2 separate regions of the Homo sapiens genome follow, and region 1 is linked to region 2. Evidence: chromatin loops called from intact Hi-C (ENCODE). Cell type or tissue: left ventricle myocardium inferior. All regions are shown on one strand. Each heading gives the region's core, and the rest is flanking DNA. Links, peaks and the distances in the headings are about the cores only. Region 1 has its middle 33 kb from the start of SMAD7. Region 2 overlaps DYM (dymeclin).

Region 1 (12,556 bases), core at 3,058-11,057, 51 kb after region 2:
GAGACCAGCTGAACACATATGTGGACAGGCGGGGAGGCTCCCAGTCACGAGGCCGAGCCTCACTGTGCAGGAGGGAAGCTCACTCTCTCTCTCCAGCTGTGGGGCTGGATGGAGCAGGGACAGGGAGGGGCCCAGGACAGTGGAGGGTCTCTCAGGCTGTGTCCAGGCTGGGTTTTCTCCCTCCCTACCCCTCCCTCCTTCCTGCCCATTGCTGTATGAGAGGGCACCCAGGCATTCGCTTTTAGAGTTGTCTTTAGGGTTGTGGAAATGGAGAGAAATCAGGGCCTGGTAGGAAGGATGGGGGCAGGAGGCTCTGCACAGCAGTGTCAAGAATTCAGGAATCAAGTCACTGGGAGAAATGTGGCTTCTCTCTGGCCCCAGCCCCTCACTGGGGTCTTAAGCTCCCAGCCCTCGCCAGCCACCTCCTCCCTCATCCAAGTTAAACGAGCCTGGAGTTGGATAAGAATTCCAGGCCAGGACCTTTGGGAAGTAGAAACCGCCAATCTTATCCACTGGGCTCTGAGGAATTTGGCAGGGCCAGGAGGAAGGGGCTCCACGGACTGGGCTGGACACCCCAGCCTATCTCCCCCACCCTGGAGCAGGGGGCGCGCTCATTATTAATAGCCCCACAATAAACCCCAGCGATAAGGCTCTCCTCTTCCCACCACGCAGATAGTTCTTCCAGTTCAGAACAAAGAAACAGAGAACAAACAGCCAGGTTTCGTGGAGGGGTTTTGTCCATAGAACAAATCTCTGGGTTGATGCCACAGCGCACGGCCAAAGAGGTCTCACATCTTGGTCTGCCTGACCTGCCAGGGGATTCTCTTTGCTGTACAGAAGAAGCGCCCATGCAACCTCACCTCGGCTCCTCTGTTCAGCTGTCCCTCTCCCTGCCAGCTGAAAGCTAACCCAGGCCTGGCAGCCAGTTCCAATAAGGCCTCCCCTATAGCCCCACAGTCTGAGTTTTCTGCCAAAGCAGGGTCAGAGGTGCACCGTTGGGTGGTGGGCTAATTCCTTCCCCTGAGTGCGTCCTGTCTCCAGTTTGGAAAAGCCCAGGTTCCTAGCTGGAGGTCTTTTTTTTTTTGAGACAGGGGCTCACCTGTCACCCAGGCTGAAGTGCAGTGGTGTGATTATGGCTCATCGCAGCCTTGAATTCCTATGCTCCAATGATTCTCTTGCCTCACTCTGCTGAACAGCTGGGATTACAGGCACATGCCACCACATCTGGCTTAGATAGGGTCATAAGAGCAATCACACAGCAAACAACAAGCTTGTGAAAGCAGAGAGAAATGGGCTGGGGCACAGTCAGCAGCTAGGGTGGCACCTGCCCTGGCTCCAGGGTACCTGGGATCAGGGTCTGGCATCCTCTGCTGGCTGCAGGTTGACAGAGGACAAAATGTTCCTCAGTGTTCTATGGCTGGGACTCTCCCCAACCCACAGCCCCCGGGCAGCCCCAGAGGGGCTATGAGACATTCCCTCCGGATACTGCCACCTGGGTCAGGCCTGAGCGTGGGGTGCAGCCAGAGAACCTGATTTTGGGGTCAGCTCAGGAGCCCCCTAAGCCACTAAGTAGCCAGCTTCCTAGGGTCCCACAGGAACACTCAGAACTCCAGCGGAGGAGCTCGGCTCTGCCTGATTCTGACCTTGACCTTGGCCTTGCTTGGCGAGACCTGTGCCCTGGGAAGGCCCCCAGTGCCTCCCTCACCTATCAGGCTCCAGGAGACCACCTTCACTCCGTCTGAGCCCCCAGCCTTGGGCCTGCTCTGAGTTCCTGAGCTGAAGGCCTGACAGTGACCCTGCTGCCTGATCTCCGGGCCTGAAGGCTGGGCAGGCTGCAGGGAGGCCAGACCTTCCTGGGGGTGCACCCTGTATGAAGCTGGCCCTCCTCCCCCAGCTCAGGCTGGGTTAGCAGAGATCTCCCAAGACCGATGCCCACCACAGGACCAGAGGGGTCGAGATAGGCGTGTTGGGCTTTTCAGAAAAACATGAGCCTCTTCCTCAGTACAAGAAAATTTGGGGAAACTTTTTTTTTTTTTGAGACGGAATCTAGCTCTGTCACCGAAGCTGGAGTGCAATGGTGCAATCTTGGCGCGCTGCAACCTCCACCTCCCAGGTTCAAGTGACTCTCCAGCCCCAGCCTCCTGAGTAGCTGGGACTATAGACTCCTGCCACCATGCCCAGCTAATTTTTGTATTTTTAGTAGAGACGGGGTTTTACCATGTTGGCCAAGCTGTTCCCAAACTCCTGACCTCAAGTGATCCGCCTGCATTGGCCTCCCAAAGTGCTGGGATTACAGGCGTGAACCACCGCGTCAGGCCTGGAAAACTTTTAAACAAGGAAGCCACATGGGGAGGGTGAACAGGGGCAAAGAAGAGGAGGGCAGGAGAGGCCAACTTTTTTTTTTTTTTCCCTAAGAAACTTATTTCTCTCTGAGTAGCCAAGCAAGTCCTAATCCCAGCAGTTTTGGGGCAAGATTCAATAAAATCTCTGTCTGCTGGGGCCTGGGCAAAGCCGCTGAAAATAAATACTTTGTGGCTTGTCCGGTCTTCTGCCGCCTGGAGCCTGGAGGGCCCTTCTATTGACTTTGGGCCCAGTGGGATATGGACCGAGGGTGGAATTCTCTCCCCAGCCAATCAACTTCCTCTCCCCAGTTAGGACCATTTAAAAATCGTAAGTAGAGTTTCCGGTGTGGAGGGGGAAAAACAGAAGAGAGCATATTTGGTCGAAGGAAGAAAAAAAGAATTGCAGAAAGGCCAATTTACTTTCAATCAGAGCTGTTGGATTGTCCCGTTCGTGGAAAATAATCTTAGGGGTTAGGACCTTCCCTTAGCTCTCACACTTTCACCTCATGTCTTCTTAAACTCCAGGCCTGCAGCACGAAAGCTCAGATGTCTAGAGTCGGGGCTGGCGCAGGGTCTTCCAGGGGCTGAGGAGCCCAGGACCTCCTGCCCCAGTGGTTGCTGCCAGGGCTGGGGAACGTGCAGGCTGCAGGGACAGTGGCAGCTCTGCAGGCCCGGCTGGGGGATGACTGGAAAAAAATGTGCAGGAAACCAGGGGAGGAAAACGCTCAGGGTCACAGGCAAGCAGCAGAGAGCCACACTCCACCACGCCAGTCAGAGCAGAGCAGACTTTACAAACCGGGTATCTGTATCTGGGAGCAGAAGGAGAAAGGATTGCATTTGATACTGGGGGATGGGGGGGCGGTTCTAGAAACCCAGGAGGAAAGAAAGGGTGAGGCACCACCGGATGAGCGGGTGGGTGGTCCAAACAGAAATGGGAGGATGGCAGGAGAGCACGCGAACCCCCACTGGGGCCTAGGAACTGGAAACCCCCCCACTTTTTACAGTGTTACAGGTCAAAGCATTTGAGCAGCCATCTTGGGGTGTGGAAAGTCCTAACACCAAGGGTAGGCCACAAGAATGTGACCCATTTTCCCTTCCTATTCATTGTCCAGACCCTCCCTCTCACTGGGGGTCCAGGAGCCTCCAGAGGCTGTGGGAGGGCGGGGGGTGAGCTAATGCTTCTTTCCTTCTCCCACCGCATGTCCAGGATGGAAACACAATGGTTGGCTCTTGCCTTCCAAGGTCCGGACAGAGCACAGGGCTGCAGGGCTGCAGCCTGGAGAAGCTGTGTCTCCCTCTTTTAGCCACCGCCACCTCGGAGGGCCTGACTGGGCAGCTGAGGGCCACAGGCTCGGCTTGTGTGGTCCCCACTCAGTCCCTGGGCATGACATTCCACCCTCAAGAGCCACGCTATTCAGTTCAGCATTATTCCCCCAAAAGTTCTTATTTTAAAATGAAGACACTCTTGAGAGGGCTGATTCTGAGCAGGTGTCTATCTGGCTGACCTCCTCAGGGAACTGGAGGATGGAAATGTCATCATGGCCCAAATCTTATAGGGGGTTGGTCTCTCTGGTAGAGCCAACAGTTCCCCAAAGCTCTCTCCAAGGCCTCAAAAGTTAGCCTTGGTGGGCTGGATGAGGTGGCTCACGTGTGTAATCCCAGCACTTAGGGAGGCTGAGGCGGGTGGATCACGTGAGGTCGGGAGTTCGAGACCAGCCTGGCCAACATGGCGAAATCCCGTCTCTACTAAAAAATACAAAAATGAGCCAGGCGTGGTAGCAGGCACCTGTAGTCTCAGCTACTCAGGAGGCTGAGGCTGGAGAATCGCTCGAACCCCGGAGGCAGAGGTTGCAGTGAGCTGAGATCACACCACTGCACTCCAGCCTGGGCCACAGAGTGAGACTCCATCTCAAAAAAAAAAAAAAAAAGTCAGACTTGGTGGTTCCTTGTACACAAGGAGAATCCCAAAGCCTCTATTTTTGGGGAGGGAGAAAGAATGGAAGAAGAGGACGAGAAAGTGCTGCTGACAGTCTTAGCTCTGATCCCCACTTTCGAAGACACGGTGGATAGTCATGGGTAATTTAAAAGAAGCATCTTGGGGCAAGGACTTGATCTCTTTAGAAACCGTATTTACAGGCTGGGCACGGTGGCTCATGCCTGTAATCCCAGCACTTTGGGAGGCTGAGGCTGGCGGATCACCTGAGGTCGGGAGTTCGAGACCAGCCTGACCAACATGGAGAAACCCCGTCTCTACTAAAAATACAAAATTAGCTGGGTGTGGTGGCACATGCCTGTAATCTCAGCTACTCAGGAGGCTGAGGCAGGAGAATCGCTTGAACCCGGGAGGTGGAGGTTGCAGTGAGCCGAGATTGTGCCATTGCACTCCAGCCTGGGCAACAAGAGCAAAACTCTGTCTCAAAAAAAAAAAAAAAAGAAAAAGAAAAAAAGAAACTGTATTTATTTACAATGAGTGGTGACATGTCAACTAGTCACAAATCCATGTATCTAAAACCCCCATAGGACCAGAATTAAAATAGAAAAGACTTCTGAGCAGCCCAAATAGACATTAAAAACCCCTGCTCTAAAACACAAGCTCTTTGTTTATTCGTGAGCCTTCAGTCAAAACCTTTGAATTCATATGTTACGTACAGTTGCAACTGCCTGTGTGAACAGATATCCAAATCCATGCAGGAGAAAAAGGTGCAAGGAGGGAAAAGAACTGTTATGGGAAAAAATGATCAAAACTTGGCTGTCTGGAGTATTTGGTATAGGGATGGGGTGGTGGGGTGCTGGCTGCCATAGTGCTCTGAAGTCGTGGGCTCTCAAAGCCCAAGGAAATGATAAGATTCATAGAGGGGATCGCGAGTCACCAAGAAAGCACTCAACTCTGCTCAGGGCAATATGTGATAGATTCAAGGAAAATTTATATTCAAAATTGGACAGGGCTGTGACTCTTAAAGGGATAAACACTCCTTTATTGGAGCACCAGGTTTCTCCTCCATCTGAGCTGGGGGTGGAGATTTTGCTGTGCCCAGCTCCATATCCAACAAGTTCCTCAGCTCTCCTGAAGCACTGTTAGAGGAGAGAAGAGAATTGGGCCCTGACCTGAAGCCTGCATCAGTGACCAGTCCAGGCTAGTGACCCATCAAGCCCCGGGAGCCCTTGTACCTTCACTGTTCAACCTCAGCACCTGTGCCCCTTCTCTCTTTTCTCTTTATTCTGCCTTCTCATTCTCTCTCCACCTCTCCTATTTCTCCTCTCCATTCTACCCACAGCCACCCCACCCACCCACTGCCATCCTGTAGGACTTTGTGCAATGATGGAGATGTTCTGCATTTATGCTGCCCAATACAGTAGTAATGAGCCATGTGGCTATGGAGCACCTGAAATGTAGCTAGGGCAACCGAGGAACTTCATCTTTGACTTTCATTTGTTTTAATTATTTAATTATTTTATTTTATTTTATTTATTTTATTTATTTTGAGATGGAGTTTCGCTCTTGCTGCCGAGGCTGGAGTGCAATGGCGCAGTCTCGGCTCACTGCAACCTCCGCCTCTCAGGTTCAAGCGATTCTCCTGCCTCAGCCTCCCAAGTAGCTGGGATTACAGGTGTGCACCACCACACCTGGCTGATTTTTTGTATTTTTAGTAGAAATGGGGTTTCACCATGGCTGGGCTGATCTTGAACTTCTGACCTCAGGTGATTCGCCCGCCTTGGCCTCCCAGAATGCTGGGATAACAGGTGTGAGCCACTGCACCTGGCCTATTTATTTTTTGAGACAGGGTTTTTCTCTGTTGCCCAGGCTGGAGTGAAGTGGCATGATCACAGCTCACTACAGCCTCGACCTCTCTCGGCTCAAGCAAACCTCCTGCCTCAGCCTTCCAAGTAGCTGGGACTACAGGCATGCACCACCCACCCAACTAATTTTTGAAAATTTTTTGTAGAGATGGGGTCTCACTGTGTTGCCCAGGCTGGTTCCAAACTCCTGGGTTTAAGTGATCCTCCCACCTCTGCCTCACAAAGTGCTGGGATTGTAGACGTGAGCCACTGTGACCAGCTTCATTTTCATTTAAATAGCTACATGTGGCTAGCAGTTACCGCTTCTGGAGAGCACAGTGACCCTGGAGGAGCTCCAATGGGTCCCCAGGCTGCTCACTGGCCTGTTGGTCTGGATGACCACAGGCATTCATTTATTGTACATGCAACTGTTATTAAGCACCTACTGTGTACCAAGCAGAAAAAGATTATCTTGTGAAATACTTCAGTGAGCTCTCAGTCCCTTCCTTCTCTGTTTTTCCTTCCTTTCATCAGCAAATCCTGGCTGCCTGCCAAGCGCTCAGTGCTGTATGACAATGGTGCATGAACTGCAGTGAGCCTCAGGATCACTTCAGGGACCTGTTTAAAAAATGCAGAACTGGCAGTGTGCGGTGGCTCACACCTGTAATCCTAGCACTTTCGGAGGCTGAGGCGGGCAGATCATGAGGTTAGGAGATCGAGACCATCTTGGCCAACATGGTGAAACCCTGGCTGTACTAAAAACACAAAAACTAGCTGGGCATGATGGCATGCGCCTGTAATCCCAGCTACTCGGGAGGCTGAGGCAGGAGAATTGCTTGAACCAGGGAAGTGGAGGTTGCAGTGAGCCGAGATTGCGCCACTGTACTCCAGCCTGGCGACAGAGCGAGACTCTGTCTCAAAAAAAAAAAAAAAAGCAGAACCCCCTTTCCCACCCCCACCCATTAGATCTACTGAGCCAGAATCTCCAGGGCAGGCCCAGCATCAGAGCCTCCCACAGGAGAATCTATTCCCACAGGGAATACTAAACCAATGGCAGATGCTTTTCTACCAACAGCTTATACTTTAGAAGGTGTGATCAAAAAAAAAAAAAAAAAAGGCCAGTAAATGGTGAGCTCTTTTTACAAACAGCTATTCCCCAAGAACTGTCTGAAAATGCCCTAGAGAGAACTAATACCTTAAGCCTTTTTATGGTGACATCTTAAGGGAATGTCTTTGGCAGATGTTTTTCCTGCCATGGAGTCAAATAGCAGAGTGGTTAGGAACCAGGCCTGCAGGGGCAGATCTGGCCTCAGGTCCTGCCTGTGTGACCTTGACAGGGCTGATCCCTATCTGTAAAACAGAGATAATCGTCTCTGGCTTCCATGTCACAACAGTTCATTATGAGAGTGGATCACGGGGAGATCAGGACAAGTTTCAGAAAGCTGAGAACCTTAGGGTCTCAGGTACCTCAAGGCCAGGAGGGACCCAGCCCTTCAAGAGTCCCTTGAACAAAGGGCACTTAGACCCTTAAGGCTTTAGTTTGGGATGTTTTCAGCTTGGAAAATATTGTTCTAATTTTATTCCAGTCCAACTGGAATACATTTAGAACATGCATAGATCTGGTTCCAATTCAAACTGGTTCATTGGGTACTTCTTGGGTTAAAGAAAATTGACAAATAAGGAATCGGTAAAAAAAAAAATCATCATCATCATATCTGAGTTCAGGGTTGAACTTTTCAGTTGGAAAGTTGTGATTCTTTGGTTCAGTTCAAGTACCTGTTTACAAATTAACTGTACAAGCATTTATTTAGCACCTAGTTTTGTTCCAAGAATAAACCAGGTATGAGACAGTTGCAAGGAATTTCTGCTCACCTGTGGAAAGAGACAACTAAAGAATCATAATCCCCTTAACGACCAAACAAGCAAAATCCTAGGGACGCCCACTAGGGAGCAAAAGGTTCTGGGGGAGGGTGGCCAGCAGACACACAGAGGAGGGGTGATGTGTGAGCTGGGTGCCGAACAGTGAGTGAGAGGGATTTCCTGGGCAGTTAGCGGTGGGGAGGAAGGGAAGCAGGAAGGTGAGATAAGCTGTACTGTGCACGCAGTCACAGAAGAAGGGGAAGGATAGTCTAGACTGTGGGTGGCCCATGGGCTTGGAGAGGTGCTTGCGGGAGATCATGAAGACACCAAGCTCTGCCCCGGACTTGCTACTCTGTCCCCACCCCAAAAAGAGGACCACTTTTCCTGGCTGGAAAGAACCATATTTGTATTTCCTTGTGTATTTATTTGTTTCAGTAGTTTTATTGAGATATAATTCATATATCACACAATCATTCATTCAAAGTGTATAACTGAATGATTTTTAGGACAGTCAGATACATGCCACTATCACCACAGTCAATTTTAGAACATTTTCATCACTGCAAGAAATCCCATATCTGCTAGCTATCTTCCTCCCACCCAACCCCCATCACCCTCACCTCCTCCCCAGCCTGAAGCAACCACGAATCTACTTTCTGTCTGTATAGATTTTTCTATTCCGCACATTACAAATAAACGGAGTTGGCTGGGCATGGTGCTCATGCCTGTAATCCCAGCACTTTGGGAGGCTGAGGAGGGCGGATCACCTGAAGTCAGGAGTTTGAGACCAGCCTGGCCAATATGGTGAAACCCTGTCTCTACTAAAAATACAAAAATTAGCCAGGCACAGCGGCAGGTGCCTGTAATCCCAGCTACTCAGGAGGCTGAGGCAGGAGAATCGCTTGAACCTGGGTGGCGGAGATTGCAGTGAGCCGAGATCGCACCACTGCACTCCAGCTTGGACAACAGAGTGAGACTCCATCTCAAACAAAAACAAAAACAAATGAATTGAGTCTTACAATATGTTGCTTTCAACATCTGGCTTCTTTCACATAGCATGAAGTCTTCATCCATGTTAAGGCCCATCTATGTGGGAACACGTATCGGTCTGTCACCCCTTTTTATGACCAAATAATATTTTATGGTATGGATAGACCACATTTTATTTATCCACTCATCTGTGGACGGACGTTTGGGTTGTTTCCACCTCTCGGCTATCATGAACAATGCTGTGTGAACATTCACGGATGCGTTCCTGTGTAAGTCATTACTGTCATAACTCCCATGTCACAGATGAGGGTGCATGTTTTCATTCCACTGAGGAGTGGAACCGTTGGGTCACAGAGGAAATCTATATTCAACTCTGCAAGGAACGGCCAGGCTCTTTTGTATTTACATATTTACTTTGAAAAGAAGGAAATGCTGGGTGCAGTGGCTCACATCTGTAATCCCAGCACTTTGGGAGGCCGAGGCAGGTGGATCACGAGGTCAGGAGATCAAGACCATCCTGGCTAACACGGTGAAACCCCGTCTCTACTAAAAATACAAAAAATTAGCCGGGTGTGGTGGTGGGTGCCTGTAGTTCCAGCTACTCAGGAGGCTGAGGCAGGAGAATTGCTTGAACCCAGGAGGAGGAGGTTGCAGTGAGCCGAGATCACACCACTGCACTCCAGCCTGGGCGACAGAGGGAGACCGTCTCTCAAAAAAAAAAAAAAAAAAAAAAAAAAGAATAAAGAAAAAAAAGAAAAGAAGGAAATGAATGAGAAGACAGGAGTAATAATGGAAATCTGCTTGAAGCCAAGGGGCAGCCTATGTTCAGGGAAAGGAGAGGTTAGGGCCGCAATGAAATCACCATGGGTGGCATTACATCTTCCCAGAGACAGTGCCAGCTGGGAGGAGATGGGCACAAGGTCAGCACCCTTGGCCACTCACCTATGGACCGAGGGCACCTCCTTGTCACTGCCCCACCCCTCCACAAACCAAGGCCCAGGCTGGCTGTGAGTCTCCATGGAGCACAGCAAACATGTCTCTGCCCCAGCCTGCCATCTCTCCCTTCAGAGACAGTTAAAGAGTTCAAATTCCAGAGGGAAGAAACATATCCAAGGTCATGTTCATCATGGCGTATCTGGTGAGCCCCCATGACCTACAGGACTGCTCAGCATGTCCATATATTCTGTACACATAGTGCTCACTGTGGGCCAAACACTATTCTAAACCCTTTCCAAATCAAAATGCTTTAAATACTCAAAATAACTCTATGAGAGACTTCCTGTTAGGACTCCCATGTTACAGACAAGACACTGCGCCAGAAAGGGAAGCTAGCTTCCCCAAGGTTGCATGGCTCATAGTGACGACGCTGAGACTGAAGGTAGTCTGTCTGGCTTCAGCACCCACCTTATGCCACCTCAACTATTCTCCTGCAAGGGCAGTGTTGAAATTCTCATCCCACAGACAAGGACATTAAGGCCGAGGCTGATACACTTTCCCAAGGTTGCGACTAAAGCCCAGTCTCTATTCCACACCACGGCCTCCCTTTGTGGTGAGAGGGGGCAGAGATCAGCGTGCAGTGAGTCACAGCAGTTAGAAGGCGTGTGCCTTTGTCTACTGCCACCTGTTTCAGGAAGCTCTCCCTGACTGCTCCCTAGTCAGGGGGCTCCCACAGCTGCCAGGGATGTTCTGCCACAGTCCTGCTCCCTGGGCATGGCCATTGGTGTGTAGATGGCAGATGCCTGCTGAGGATGAGTGTGACTTTGTCCCCTCTGGCTCCCCAGCACTGAGCCAGGGCCTGGCACCAGCAGGTGCCCCATAAGCATGTGGGGGATGAAGGGAATGGTCCAGGTACTAAGAGACTGAGGGGCTTGGAGAGAGAAGAGCCAGTTGTGCCTGGAGCCAGGTACTCACTAGTGGGGTACCCAGGGCCAGGGAGGAATGGTGGAGTGGGGCATGGGGCAGGCCCTTCCAGTAGGGAGGGCTGGGGGTCCTCAGGGGCCTGATGTCTCACCGTCCAGAGAGGACTGGAGTTGGGTGGGGAGTGCTCTGTGGTCATGGGTGCCAGAGTCTCAGCCAGTGCACAGGGCACCTTCATGCCAGTTAGGAGGCACCCTTCCTCCCTCCAGGTGCCCAGCCCTGCCCCAGGACCCTGGGAGCTGCCTCAGACCCTCAGCTGGGCACCCTTGTGTAGGACACAACCTGGGTGCTACATGTGAGACTCTCTGGGTATAGAGTGTGACTGTGTTGTGTGGGGGTGCGGGATGTGGTATATACGCACACGTGCAGGGAGCGGGGTATGTGTGGTTGGAGAGGGTTGTGTTGTGTGTTGTGTGGGGGTGGGGGATGTGGTATATACGCACACACGCAGGGAGCGAGGTATGTGTGGTTGGAGAGGGTTGCGTTGTGTGTACATGGTGTGAGAATGGAGAATTAGTGTGGTATGCGTGTGGTGTATGTGTGTGTGCTGTGTGTGGGTGTGTGTGATGTGGGGTGTGTGAATTTGTGCTGCACTTTGCAAGCCTCCCAGGCTGGGTGGCCTCTGTGCAGGGAGAGCTGGGAGGCCTAGCTGTGAGGGTGCCACGTCCTAGAGCCAGAAACTCAGGTGTCTCAGTGGCCAAGCCTTCGCCTGCCCCTGGGAGTGGGGCCGACACGGGGTCTGCAATGGCAGAGAACGGGCTGAAGGTCCTCAGTGGGCAGGCACAGCTGGCCTCCCCTCAGGAAGGCCCTTCCTTCCAGAACTCTGGACTATCCCTTAGTTAGGGAGGGAACGGTCTGGACAGACTGAGCCGAGGAAAATATTCCTGGTCAAGGGATGCCCTCAGCTTGAGGTGCCTGGTCGGAGGCTCAGAAGAGATCTGGGGGAGATGCTGGGTCCACACAAGGATGATGTTCTGGAAACCGGAACTGCCCAACGGTGGAGGAGGCCGCTTCCTAAGGGAGCAAAGCCCCACCCCCTATGCCCTTGATGAGTTCCAGCAATGCTGCGGCCCCCTCAGCCATGGTGTTGGAGGAATCTCCCCTTCATGGTGCAGGACATGGGTCAGAACACGACCCCACAGACCCCTCACCCTCCTGGGTTCCACAGAAGCAATGGGGATGCCCGGGACACCTCCTTCCTTCAATTGCACCTGCTGCCCCTCCCCGGAAGTTCCTCCATTGCTTTTCCCCCGTGGCCCCTCCAAATACTCCAGGATACCAGGATGTGGAAGGCACTTTAAAGCCACCCTCTCATTTTACAGATGAGGACACTGCGGCCCTTACAGGGAAGGGACTCGCCCAAGGTCACAGAGGTACAGCTAACACCACGGGCACGCCTCGAACCAGGCACCCACCTAAGCGCCCTCATCTCCTCACGCCAGGCCCGAGGTGGGACCTTCTCCATCTTACACAGGGGAGGACTTGGCCTGGGGTTGAGAGAAGCCAATATGGCCCAGGTCACAGCACTAGAAAGAGGGCAGGATTCTCACAGGGTCCCCTCTGCCTCCAAGGCCCTGCTGCTGACCCTGACGCTCACACTCGGTGTCCCCCACACAGCGATGAATCTGTCGTGTCCACTGAGAGAGGAAGACAGATCCTCTCAGTACCAT
Region 2 (12,556 bases), core at 2,227-10,226:
TTAGCGTATAGCTATTCAGAGTTCCCACTCAAAGCAAGGGAGACTCACCAGTAGCCCCAAGACCCTTGGCCAGGTCATACTCAACCCCTAATCTAACTTCACAAGGCTGTCTAAATGTCAGCTACTCAGACACAGCCTCTGGCATTAGCAAAATCCCCCAGAGGAAAAGCAGCCCCATAGAACTGGACAAGTAATACTTAACTATCTTGTTGACTCTGGGGTCCTTCAAGCAAATTTTAAAAATATTTTTACCAGATTTCCAAGTTGTCCTTAGCTTGAGGGTTGGTCCTCCATTACTGTCATTGGACTATCCCTCATGGGTAGTGCAGTTCAACTTCTAAACCACCTCAGTACCTGAATGTGGTCCGAGGTGAAACCAGATTACTGATGCCTTCAGGTGCCCAATTGAAGCAAATGGCAAATTCTGTGGAGGAAGTAAACATAACCCAAGGCCTCAAATTATTTCTGCAGTGTTGCAATCAGAAATACCCAGGTATGGGAGAAGACCAGACAACATTAATTACTTGAATTAAAACCATTAGAGGAAAACACAGACAATAGAAATATCCAAACAGACTCCAGATAAAGTTGTCGCAGAATTTAAAACAGCTATGGTTACTGTGTTCAAAAAAATGAGACGCATGGTCAAGAATTTCAACAGAGAGTTAGAAACTGTAAAAGGCGCATTGGAAATTCTATAACTAAAGTACTGTAATGAGAAGAACAGTGAACAGGTTTAAGAGCAGATTAGAAATAACTGAAAAGAGAATGAGTAAGATGAAAAATTGAGGGTGAGGGGTGGGAGCAGGAATTATATAGTAAAAAAAACAGAACATGGAGAATAGAGGGTAAGAGACTTAAAGGGTACAGTGAGCATGTCTGACCTGCTCAGACATGCAGGGTAGTTGGCATCTCAAAAGAGTAGAAGAAAGGAATATTTAAACAAATGGCTGAGAACTTTTCCAAAACTCATGAAAGATATCACACCAAAAATTCAAGAATCCCTCCCACAAACTCCAAGTGGGATAAATAAAAACAACCCACACCTAGAAACATCATAGTAAAACTGTTGAAGACCAAAGAAAAATAATATTTTAGACCTGCTGGGGTGGGAGAGGGAATATAACCATTAAAGGAGCAATAATATTAGACTGACAGCTCCTTCTCAGCAGAAACAATGGAAGACAGTGAAATACTGCCTTTTATGGTTCTGAAAGAAAATGACTGCCAACCTAAAAATTTCTAATCAGGGAAAATATCCTGCAAAAATGAAGAGGATATGAAGACATTTTTAGAGAAACAGCTAGAAGAATTAATCAGCACGCCTACCCTAAAGGAAAATTTAAAAGGTGTTTTACAGGCAGAAGGAAAATAATCCCAAACGTAAGGACAGAGCCCTAGGAAAGATTGAAGAGCAATGAAAATGACACATAAATATTGACTACATAAAACAATAATTATGTCTTATGGAGTTTTAAATATATAGAGAAATAAAATGTATGAAAATGAAAGGATTTATGTGGGAATTTTAAGTGTTCTAAGACACTTGGCATCATCCAAGAAGAGAGTAAAAATTCATTTAATATTAGTCTTTGATAACTCATGTATGCATGATAATATTTGAGATATCAATAAAAGTGTATAGCTTTCCACATAATAAGAGAGAATTCGAATAATCAATTCAGTGGAAGATTTAAGAATTGCAAAAGAGTCTAAGAAAGAAGAAAAAGCAGAACAGGTGGAACAAATAGAAAGCAAGATATTTGTGATAAATCCATTATTACACTAAATGTAAATGGACTAATGCTCAAATGTTGACAAATATTGTCAGCCTTGTTTTAAACCATATGCTATTTACAAGAGACATTTTTAGAACATGAATTTAGAAATTTTGGAAGAAAAAGATGGAGAAATACATACCCAGCAAACAGTAACCATGAGGAAACTGGTGTAGATATATTTAAGTAAACTTTAAGGCAATAATTTTTTTAAGAAATAAAAGGGTCAATTCAATTACTAGAAAGATAATCTAAATTTATATGCACTTAAAATATAAACTCAAAATATGTAAAAGAAAATTTGATAGGAAATTTAGACAAATATGCAACCAGAGTGATATTTTAACATGCCTATTTTGTTAATTGGTAGAAAAACTAGCATACAAAAATCAAGTTATAAAAGATTTAAGCAATGAAATGAGCAAACCAAACGGATGTATGTAGGACACCAAACTCAATAACATACTTTTCAAACACAAATGGCACACACTCCAAAATACTGGGCTATAAAGGTTTCAACAGGCTAGGCACAGTGGCTCACATCTGTAATACTAGCACTTTGAGAGGCCAAGTCAGGAAGATCACTTGAGCCCAGGAGTTTGAGACCAGCTTGGGCAACATAATGAGGCCCCACCTTTACAAAAAATAAAAAAATTAACTGGGCATGGTGGCATGTGCCTATAGCCCCAGCTACTTGGGAAGCTGAGGCAGGAGAATCACTTGTGCCCAGGAGGTCGAGGCTGCAGTGAGCTATAATTGCACTACTGCACTCCAGCTTGGGTGACAGAGCAAGACCCTGTCTCAGAAAAAAAGTCTCAACAAACCTGAAAATACTTCAAATGAAATATGTTCTCTGACCATAATAGAATCAAGACTAATTATTTACAAAAAGATAATTTTATAATCCTCATATTTTTGGAAATAGATTTCCAGGTAACCCATCTGTCAGAATCTTAATGGAAATTTGAAATATTTTGAACTGATCATGAAAATACTACATATCAAAACAGAGAAAAAACTTGTGGGATGCAAATAAAACTATGCTTAGAAGACCTTTTAATTTTATTTTAAATTTAAAGAGTACCTGTTCAGGTTTGTTACAAGAATATATTGATGATGCTGAGGTTTGGGCTCCTAATGATCCTGTCACCCAGATAGTGAACATAGTACCCAATAGAAAGTTTTTCAGCACTTGCTTCCCTCTCTCCTTCCCTTCCTCCCTCGTTTTGGAGTCCCTAGTGTCTATTGTTCATATATATATATACACACACATATATATTTAAATGTTTATGTTAGAAAAGAAGAAAGGTTAAAAATCAATTAAGCAATTACCTCAAAAATTTTAAAAACAGCACATGAAACCCAAAAATAAGCCAAATTACTGATATAGAACACAAATATACAATAAAGGGAATCAAAGTCAAAAGTTGGTTATTTAAAAGGATTAAGAGGACTCATTGGCTGGGCATGTTGGCTCACATGTGTAATCCCAGCACTTTGGGAGTCACCTGAGGTCAGGAGTTCAAGACCAGCCTGGCCAACATGATGAAACCCCGTCTCTACTAAAAATACAAAAATTAGCTGGGCGTGGTGGTGGGCATCTGTAGTCCCAGCTACGCAGGAGGCTGAGGCAAGAGAATTGCTTGAACCTGGGAGGTGGAGGGTTCAGTGGGCAGAGATTGTGCCACTGCACTCCAGCCTGGGCAACAGAGCGAGACTCCGTCCCAAAATAAATAAATAAAAGAATTCATAACCCCTTAAAAGACTGATCAAAGAAGGAAGGAGAAAGGGCAGGAGAGAGGAATAGCCAATATCAGAAAGGAAAACAGGTAAGTTACTTCAGATTATGCAGACATTTAAAATATTTAAGAGCCAGCCTGGATAACATGGTGAAACCCTCCTGTCTCTACACACACACACACACAAATTAGCTGAGCATGGTGGTGTGTGCCTGTAGTCCCAGCTACTGGAGAGGCTAAGGTAGGAGGATTACCTGAGCCCAGGAGGTAGAGGCTGCAGTGAGCTGTGGTCATGGCACCACACTCCAGCCTGGGCAATGGAGTGAGAGACCGTGTCTCAAAAATATGTATACATATTTAAGAGAATATTATGAATACCAATAAATTTTAAATCTAGTTGAAATGATCTTTATTGCAGTGATAGGTGTATACATATGTCTAATCAAATTGTACACTTTATTACATATGTGCAGTTTTATATATTAAGTATGCCTCATTAAAGTTGTTTTTAGATTTTGCATAAAATGAACAAATTCTTTAAAAAAAAAAAAAAACTCTCCAAAACTGACATGAAACGATCCTGAACATTGGAATCATCCTATATCTAGCGCATACATTGAGTCCATAATTACAATCTGCCACAGGAAATTTACAGACCAAGATGGCTTCAGTAGTGAATTTAACCAAACATTTAAGAGTGAAATAATGCCAGTTTTAGACAGTCTCCCAGAAAATAGAAAAACCTTCTAATTTGTTTTATGAAAACAGCTTAACCTTAGATATAAAGAATTTGCCAAGAACAATACAAGAAAGGAAAATTATAGGCCAGTCCTCATGGTATAGATGCAAACAGAAACTAGCAATCTACAAAAACAATGTGTAAAAATACATCATGATCAAATTGGATTTGTCATTCACAAATCAATTAGAGTTATTCAAAGAATACAGAAGGAAAAGTAAATGATCTCAATAAATGCAGGGGAAAATGTGATAAAATTCAGCAGTCAAGTGCTAGAAATGTTTAGCGAACTAGGAAAAACGGAAGCTATCTTAATCTTATAAATATTATTTTAAAACTACAGCAAACGCATCATACTTAAAATATCAAAAGCTTTCATTCTGAGATCAGAAGCAAAAAAAAGGATGTCTATTATCACTTCTATTCAAAATGTCGCTAGGTGATGCTATGCATGCCTAAGTATTTAGTGGGGAGTGTACTGGTACCTTAAATTACTTTGAAATGCATCATGAAAAGGGAAAAAAGGATGGCTTGATGGATAGATATATATGTGATAAAGCAGATATAGTAAACTTGGTAAAATCTAGAATGGTAGAATCCAGATGGTGGGTATACAAATGTACACTGTACAATATTCAATTTTGCTATACGTTGAGGAAACTATCACCTGAGTTCCTGGCCTAGTATGGCAAGATTTCCTTTTAAATTAATTGGGTAGGGTCAGAAGAAAATGAACTATCATTATTTGTAAATGACATGATTGAGGATATAGATAATTTAAAGAATTAGCCAATAAACTAGTAAAATTAACAAGGCTTCTGGACACAAGGTCACAGACAAAAATAACGTGTATTTCTGATGCTAGCAATAAACAATTAGACAATGAAATTGCAAAGGATATGAACAGATACTTCTCAAAAGAAGACATTTATGCAGCCAAAGACACATGAAAAAATGCTCATCATCACTGGCCATCAGAGAAATGCAAATCAAAACCACAATGAGATACCATCTCATACCAGTTAGAATGGCGATCATTAAAAAGTCAGGAAACAACAGGTGCTGGAGAGGGTGTGGAGAAATAGGAACACTTTTACACTGTTGGTGGGACTGTAAACTAGTTCAACCATTGTGGAAGACAGTGTGGTGATTCCTCAAGGATCTAGAACTAGAAATACCATTTGACCCAGCCATCCCATTACTGGGTATATACCCAAAGGATTATAAATCATGCTACTATAAAGACACATGAACATGTATGTTTATTGTGGCACTATTCACAATAGCAAAGACTTGGAACCAACCCAAATGTCCATCAATGATAGACTGGATTAAGAAAATGTGGCACATATACACCATGGAATACTATGCAGCCATAAAAAAGGATGAGTTCATGTCCTTTGTAGGGACATGGATGAAGCTAGAAACCATCATTCTGAGCAAACTATCCCAAGGACAGAAAACCAAACACCACATGTTCTCACTCATAGGTGGGAATTGAACAATGAGAACACTTGGTCACAGGGTCAGGAACATCACACACTGGGGCCTGTCGTGGGGTGGGGGGAGGGGGGAGGGATAGCATTAGGAGATATACCTAATGTAAATGATGAGTTAACGGGTGCAGCACACCAACATGTCACATGTATACATATGTAACAAATCTGCACGTTGTGCACATGTACCCTAGAACTTAAAGTATAATAAAAAAATAAATAATAAAACAAATACTCAGAGATCAATCTAAAATAAAGTGTGATTGAAACTAAAGATCTAAATAAGGGTTCCCTAAATAAGGGACCACTCCAGGGTCATTAGATTCATAAGTTGGAAGGCTCGATATCTCAGAATTGATCTACGGATTCAATGCAATCTCAATCCAAATCCCAGTATTTTGGGGGAATGGGAAAACTTGACAAATTGGTTTTGCCTAAAATCTACATGGAAATGCAAAACGCCTAGAATTGCACAGAAAACCTTGAAAAAGAATAAAGCCCATACTTACATTGCTAGATGTCTACAACTTACAGATGTACTCTAATTAAAACCTATAGGCCAGGTGCAGTGGCTCACACCTATAATCCCAGCACTTGAGAGGCTGAGGTGGGAGGATTGCTTGAGACCAGCCTGGGCAACATGGTGAAACTCTGTCTCTACAGAAAATTTTAAAAATTAGCCAAGTGTGGTGGTGCACACCTGTAGTCCCAGCAGCTGGAGAGGCTGAGGCAGAAGGATTGCTTGAGCCCAGAGGCAGAGGTTTCAGTGAGCTGAGACTGCACCACTGGACTCCAACCTAGGTGACAGAGCGAAATCCTATCTCAAAACGAAAACAAAGACTTACAAATTTACTCTAAGTTTAGTATTGTTATAAGGGTAGACAAAACATATTGATGAAATAGAACTTAAAGGTCCACATATATAAGGACAATTGATTTGACAAAAGGGACACTGCTGGGTAATGGGGAAATGATTTTTTTCCCCAATAAATGGCGTTGGCACAGTGAAGGGAAAATGAATCTTGACCCCTACTTCACTCTGTCTGCAAAATCAGTTCCCAGGGGACTATAGAGCTAAATGTGAAATGTTAAACCATAATATTCTAGAAGAAAGCATAGGAGACTATCTTCATGTCCTTTAGATAGAAAACAAAAAATACCAACCATAAAGAAAAGGTCAGATAAATCAGATTACGGTCAAATTAGGAACTTCTGTTTAACAAGAGACATCAATAAGAGAGTGAGAAGGTAAGCTACAGAGTGAAAGCAGATCTTTGTAATGTATAGAACCACAAAGGAGTCAAATAAAGACTATATAAAGGATTCAATGAGGAAAAATAAAATTGGCAAAAGACAGGCATTTCTCAAAAATGTTTTCAGTTCACCAATAACATAGAAAAGTGCTGAAATCAAGGAAAAATTCAAATTGAACCCACAATGAGATACCCCCTACTCACTCACCAGAATGGCTAAGTTAAAAAGGTCAACAACATCAAGTGTTTGTGAGGATGTGGAAGAACAGGAAATCTGATACCCTACATGTAGTCCATGTAGGACTATAAATTGATAGCACTTTGAAAAACTGTTTAGTAATATCTACCAAAGTTGAAGATACTCATCCCCTAAGACCTAGCAACAGGTTCAAGACTGTTGATAGTGCAATTATTCATAATACCTAAAAACTGGAAACACCAGGAATATCAACAGTAGAACGTGTAAATAAATAGCAATATATCTATGCAATGTAATACTATACAGCAGTGAAAAATAAATAACCAGCTGCATTCAGTTACACAGATGAAACTCAAATATTATAGCATCTAAAAGAAGACTGATACAAAAGAATACATACTGTATGAGCTCATTTACATACAGAAAACAAGGCCAAAATAAACCTATAGTTTGGGGATGTACACTTAAGTAGTAAAACTTTGAAGAAGGACAAGTACATGCCTAATGTGAAAGCCAGGATACGGGTTACTTTTGGGAAAACAGAAGCGACCGTGATTGGGAGAGGCATAGGAGGGACTCGGGAAGCTGGCAGCGTTCTATTTCCTCATGGCCAGTGGTCATGTAAGTGTTTCATTGGCAATAAATCAGTGAACTGTTCATTTTCATCTTATGTATTTTCTGTATGTTTATTAGATTTTACAATTAAAACTGTTAAAGCTAATCTAAAGCTAATTTGCATTTTAAACAAGACTGATAGAAATTTACCACAGAATAAGTTAGTCATTTCTCTTAAATGTTTCCTCACCCACTAAATTCTAGATGGGTCTTGCTAGAGGAACAGTATTGTAACTAGTCCTAAAACAATGAATGAAACAGAGAAGATCTGGCTTCTGGGAGGTTGAGTTGGTTGTTTTTCTTAAGTTCTCAAGCTTTCCTCTTGGATATTCGATTACTGTTAAATGAATTTCTACCGACTGATGCATGGAGCCCAGTGAAATGGCTGTTCATTGAAATGAATGCCAAAATCGCCCCTCCCCACAGACACTTACTGACACCCCACAGTAGGTGTCAGTAAGCCCTGATGAGCCCAGTCTCTACCCCCAGCCCCTTTCCCCCGCTCAGTGCTGTCGGGCCTCACACCTGAGCATGAGCAGGGCGACCCTCCGCACCCAGCCAGGAACACTGCCTGCCATGAGAAGGGCCCCCTCCCCCTAAGCATGGGGATTCCTGGTCTGTGTTCTTACCACTTCCTGAGGCAGAGGAGGGGCCTCCAACCCAAGACGGAATTTCTCTACACGTGTGGCAGCTGCTGTCTGGGCTTTGGGCCCCCAGCTCTGAGCCAAGGCCATGGAGAGACACTTAAATGTAAAGCCCTCGTGGCCACCCTGGGCTTTGGGGAAGCAACTCCACTCTTCACCCTACTCTGGCATTCACTGGCCGCGTGGCCTTGGCAAGTCCCCCACACTTCCTGACGTCACCGTCTTCCTTGTGAAACGGGACGTTTACATGAGACACTGTGTAAGGGGGTGACATCCTCATGACATTACAGTTCACGTTTCCATCTTCTCACATGCCTGTACTCATCTGGGCCCCGGCCCCACCCGTGATAGAGGAAAGACAGAGAAAGAGGCTGAGAAGTCACACCGCACCTCAGATCTCATCATTCTCCCACACCCCACCACTGTCCTCAAAATCCTTATTTTTTTGGAACATCGAGAAGCCCCTTGCACCCAGCTCCCACTATGTGGATGGGGACATGGATTGCTTCCTTGAAAATGTTGCTATTGCAGCTGATAGAGTGGGTCCACTGTCCCTGAAGGGGGCCCAGGAAGAGCTTGTCAGAGAAGAGACCTCCTCCCTGGCCTCCAGGGTCCTTCACTGCACTTGGGGAGATGAGACAGATTAGCGTGTGAGCCAGGGACGTAATTCAGCCAAACCATCACGGAGGCTTGGGGGTGGGCACCCATCCGTGATCATCTTCCATGACTCCAGAGCCTGAGTTTCAGTTCCATGTGCCAACTGTGAAAGCTCAGGCTGACACAGTCTCTTGGGGGCTCAGTTTCTACATCTTCCTATACCAAGGTGTGGTGGAACAAGGTTAGAGTCATCGAAAACAGGCCATTTGCTTCTTTGGGCAGGGTTACTAGAGGGTTAGGGCACCCGCCAATGGAGAGGTGGTGACCTAAGCAACAGTTCTCAAAGTGGGATCAGGAGACCTGGGGATCCCTAAGGTGCTTTCATCATCATCATCATCATCATCATCATCATCATCATCATCATCATCATGTTATTTGCCTTTTCTCTTTCATTCCTTCATGAATGTTCGGTGGAGTTTTCCAGAAGCTGCATGTGTGTGATATTGCAACAGATTGAATGTGGAAACTGATATGAGAATCCAGCTGTCTTCTATTAAGGCAGACACTAGAGATTTGCAAAAATGCAAAACGATGCCACTCTTTTCACAAATCTTTTTTTCTTTTGAAACATAGTATTCTTCATAAAAGTTATTTATGTTAGCATGTCATGGGTTTAGTATTGTTACTCTTTAGTGAGTTACTATTTTTAAATTTCTGTTTAATTTTTTAATAAATATGGACAGATATAACCCACATAAACAAAAGTTTTTAGGAGTCCTCAGTAGTTTTTAAGAATGCAAAGTTGTGCCAATCCCAGAGACTTTGAGAACTGATCTGAGGATGGTTTCTAGAGGGATGGTTCTGGTCTCTGCTTCTCAGCCCAGCCCTGTACAACAGTTTTATCAGCGTGTGGAGGAAGATATAGAAAGAATGTTCTCCACATCTGTGAATGATGAGGTGACGGGGCTACTCAATACAGCACATGATAGAGAGGATCCAGAGAGAGGAATGGGCTGAGTCCCAGGGATGAGATGTGGCAGGAACCATCGTGGAGCTCAGCCCTTGCATCTGGTGGTTTGGGTTTAGGAAAACGAGTCCCACTCGGTGGCTTCACTCAGGACAGTATTTAGGAGTTCCAGTTGTGTGTAGTGGCTGCCAAAAATGATGATGTGATTATTCCTCATTGGTAGATATAACGGGTACCCAGGACAGGGTGGTCACCATGCTGATGACAAATTCAGCTTTTGTCTATCTATAAATGCCTTTCTTTTATCTTCATTTTTGAAGATGTTTTCAAAATTCTAGGTTGGAGTCTTGCTCTGCACAGGCTCAGCTTAGCCAGTGACTTAAGAGGAATTACTGGCAAATTTGGGGCTCCTTCCTCTCTAGTATATTGTCCCTCTTCTTCCAGCCACACTGGCTACCCCAACCTGCACCCTCTGACTCGCAAGCCCAGGAAGACTGTGACTTTGCTTCGGCTCTATTTCCTGGGTCCTGGTGCACCGGAAGGGCCGTGGGGAAATGCAGGTGAAGGAGGATGTTACTTAATGATGTCTCCCTTTCCCTATCCAACATCCACGCACAGCCGCCTTCCCCTGCAGAGAGCACCACACACCCTCCCCAAAGAACAGGAGCCCGAAGACAGTTCCATGTTGTGACTGCACCGGCCTCATGTCTGGCTGTGGCCTTCCTTCCTACATACAGGAGGCAAGAGTTTGACCTAACCTTTTTCCACTGCATAACAAGAGACACCAGCTTTCTACCCATGCTGGGTGAATTCCCACCATCTACCACCAGCCATCTCCCGTAAGTGCATTTTAGGTGATGTTATTTGCAGTAAACATGTAATCTACTTGAGCTAATTTGGGGAAAAAAGCGTTTATTTCTGAATATTAGATAGCTGCCCAATTCCAGGGTGAGCCAGGGACCTAAGCTTGGATGACACCCAGCCAGGGTAAACTCCCAACTGCTCCCCAGGACTGAGAGGCAACGTGGCTGCTGCCCTGCCCAACACTCGGCATCCTGCCATGCAGCTAGAGACCAGTCGTGAGACTCTGCCCACAATGACCCCGGAGAAGCCAAGGGCCACTACTTTGCCTGCATGCCCACGTACTTGCCGTACCCAATGCTCACTCCACTTTCCAAGTCCCAGCTGGGTGGCCCTTCTTGGAGAAAGCTGGGCTGAATGCAGAACCCCAGCCTCAGAAGTGCCTGGAGAATGAAGCCTTTTGCTTTCCAGCCTCTACTGTCTGGAGAGCCCTCTCTATGTGGGGAGATTGTGTCTCGAAGACAGACCATGATGTGTGCACTTCAGCTTAGGCTATGGTTTGAGGCTTAAGTGAAATAGCATTCAAAGAATGGAGAATGTGGCTGGACCTGTAATTCCAGCACATTGGAAGGCCAAGACAGAAGGGTCACTTGAAGTCAGGAGTTTGAGACCAGGCTGGGCAACATAGTGAGACCCTGTCTCTACAAAAAAAAAAAAAAAAAATAGCCACATATGGTGGTGTGTGCTTGTGGTGCCAGCTACTCAGGAGGCTGAGGTGGGAGGATTCCTCGAGCCCAGGAGGTCAAGGCTGCAGTGAGCCATGACTGTGCCCTTGTATTCCAGCCTGGATGACAGAGCAAGACTATATTTTTTTAAATGGAGAATGTACCTTCTCAGGGAGCAGGGATTTATGTGTGATTTCTGCACATCTGCATCCCACACCTTGTAATCTACCTGATTACAAGAAATAATGGTTGAATAATGTGAGCATTTAGCACTGTGTCTAGAAATGGTAAGCCCTAAGGAAACCAGAGCTGGTGTCATCTCACAGGTTAGGAAGCCCCAGTGAGGGCGAAGACAGCAGCTCAGTGCCATCCTAAGGTCCTATGCTGTGTCCCTCTGTACTTGACACCCTCTGGCTGGCTTCCCTCATACTCACAAGAGGGCTGCCACAGCTCCTGGTGTTACATCAGAGCGTGATCTCATCTGGAGTACAGCTCAGGAGTGGGGCTCCTCTCCCAGAGGCCCCTTCACATTTCCATGCCCAGGCCTGTTTCCCACACCCATTCCTAAACCATTATTGGCAAGGACAGGAGTCCCCATCATGGCACCGAATCAGGGTCGGGGGCCAGCCCACTTAGCTGCGGAGAGGAGAGTGAGTCCCAGGATATTAATCAGGCTCTGATATGGTTGGGATGTTGGTCCCCTCCAAATCTCATGTTGAAATGTGATCCCCAATGTTGGAGGTGGGGCCTGGTGGCAGATATTGGATCATGGGGGCGGATCCCTCATGGGTGGCTTAGTGCCATTCCCTTGGGGATGAGTGAGTTCTTACTCAGTTAGATCTGGTCATTTAAGAGTCTGGGGCCTCCCCCTTGGCTCTCTTGCTCCCTCTCTCGCCACGTGATACACTGGCTCCCACTTCGCCTTCAGCCATGACAGTAAGCTTCTTTTGGCCTCACCAGAAGCTGAGCCGATGCTGGTGCCATGCTTCCTGTACAGCCTGCA

What was found. Peaks named below come from ENCODE experiments on the same cell type or tissue, not always from the same donor. Only the 100,000 strongest peaks of a DNase experiment are listed, where the experiment ranks them.
Region 1: it touches region 2 in a loop (1.8-fold over the local background); 9 of 110 quality-filtered maps call a loop at or near these places.

What each region holds. Positions count from the first base shown.
Region 1 is chr18:48,978,055-48,990,610 of GRCh38, reverse strand. No RefSeq gene overlaps it. Among named protein-coding and RNA genes, the nearest start is that of SMAD7, 33 kb to the right of the region's middle. RefSeq lists an enhancer at 6,262-6,763. In left ventricle myocardium inferior, for the core only: no CTCF peak of the experiment used is centred there; a DNase peak (open chromatin) is centred at 6,690.
Region 2 is chr18:49,027,868-49,040,423 of GRCh38, reverse strand. It overlaps DYM (dymeclin), which reads left to right. Exons shown (of 18, transcript NM_001353214.3): 18 at 1-4,037. It overlaps DYM-AS1 (DYM antisense RNA 1), which reads right to left. Exons shown (of 5, transcript NR_148999.1): 4 at 355-424. Among named protein-coding and RNA genes, the nearest start is that of DYM-AS1, 10 kb to the right of the region's middle. RefSeq lists a silencer at 10,495-10,643. In left ventricle myocardium inferior, for the core only: no CTCF peak of the experiment used is centred there; no DNase peak of the experiment used is centred there.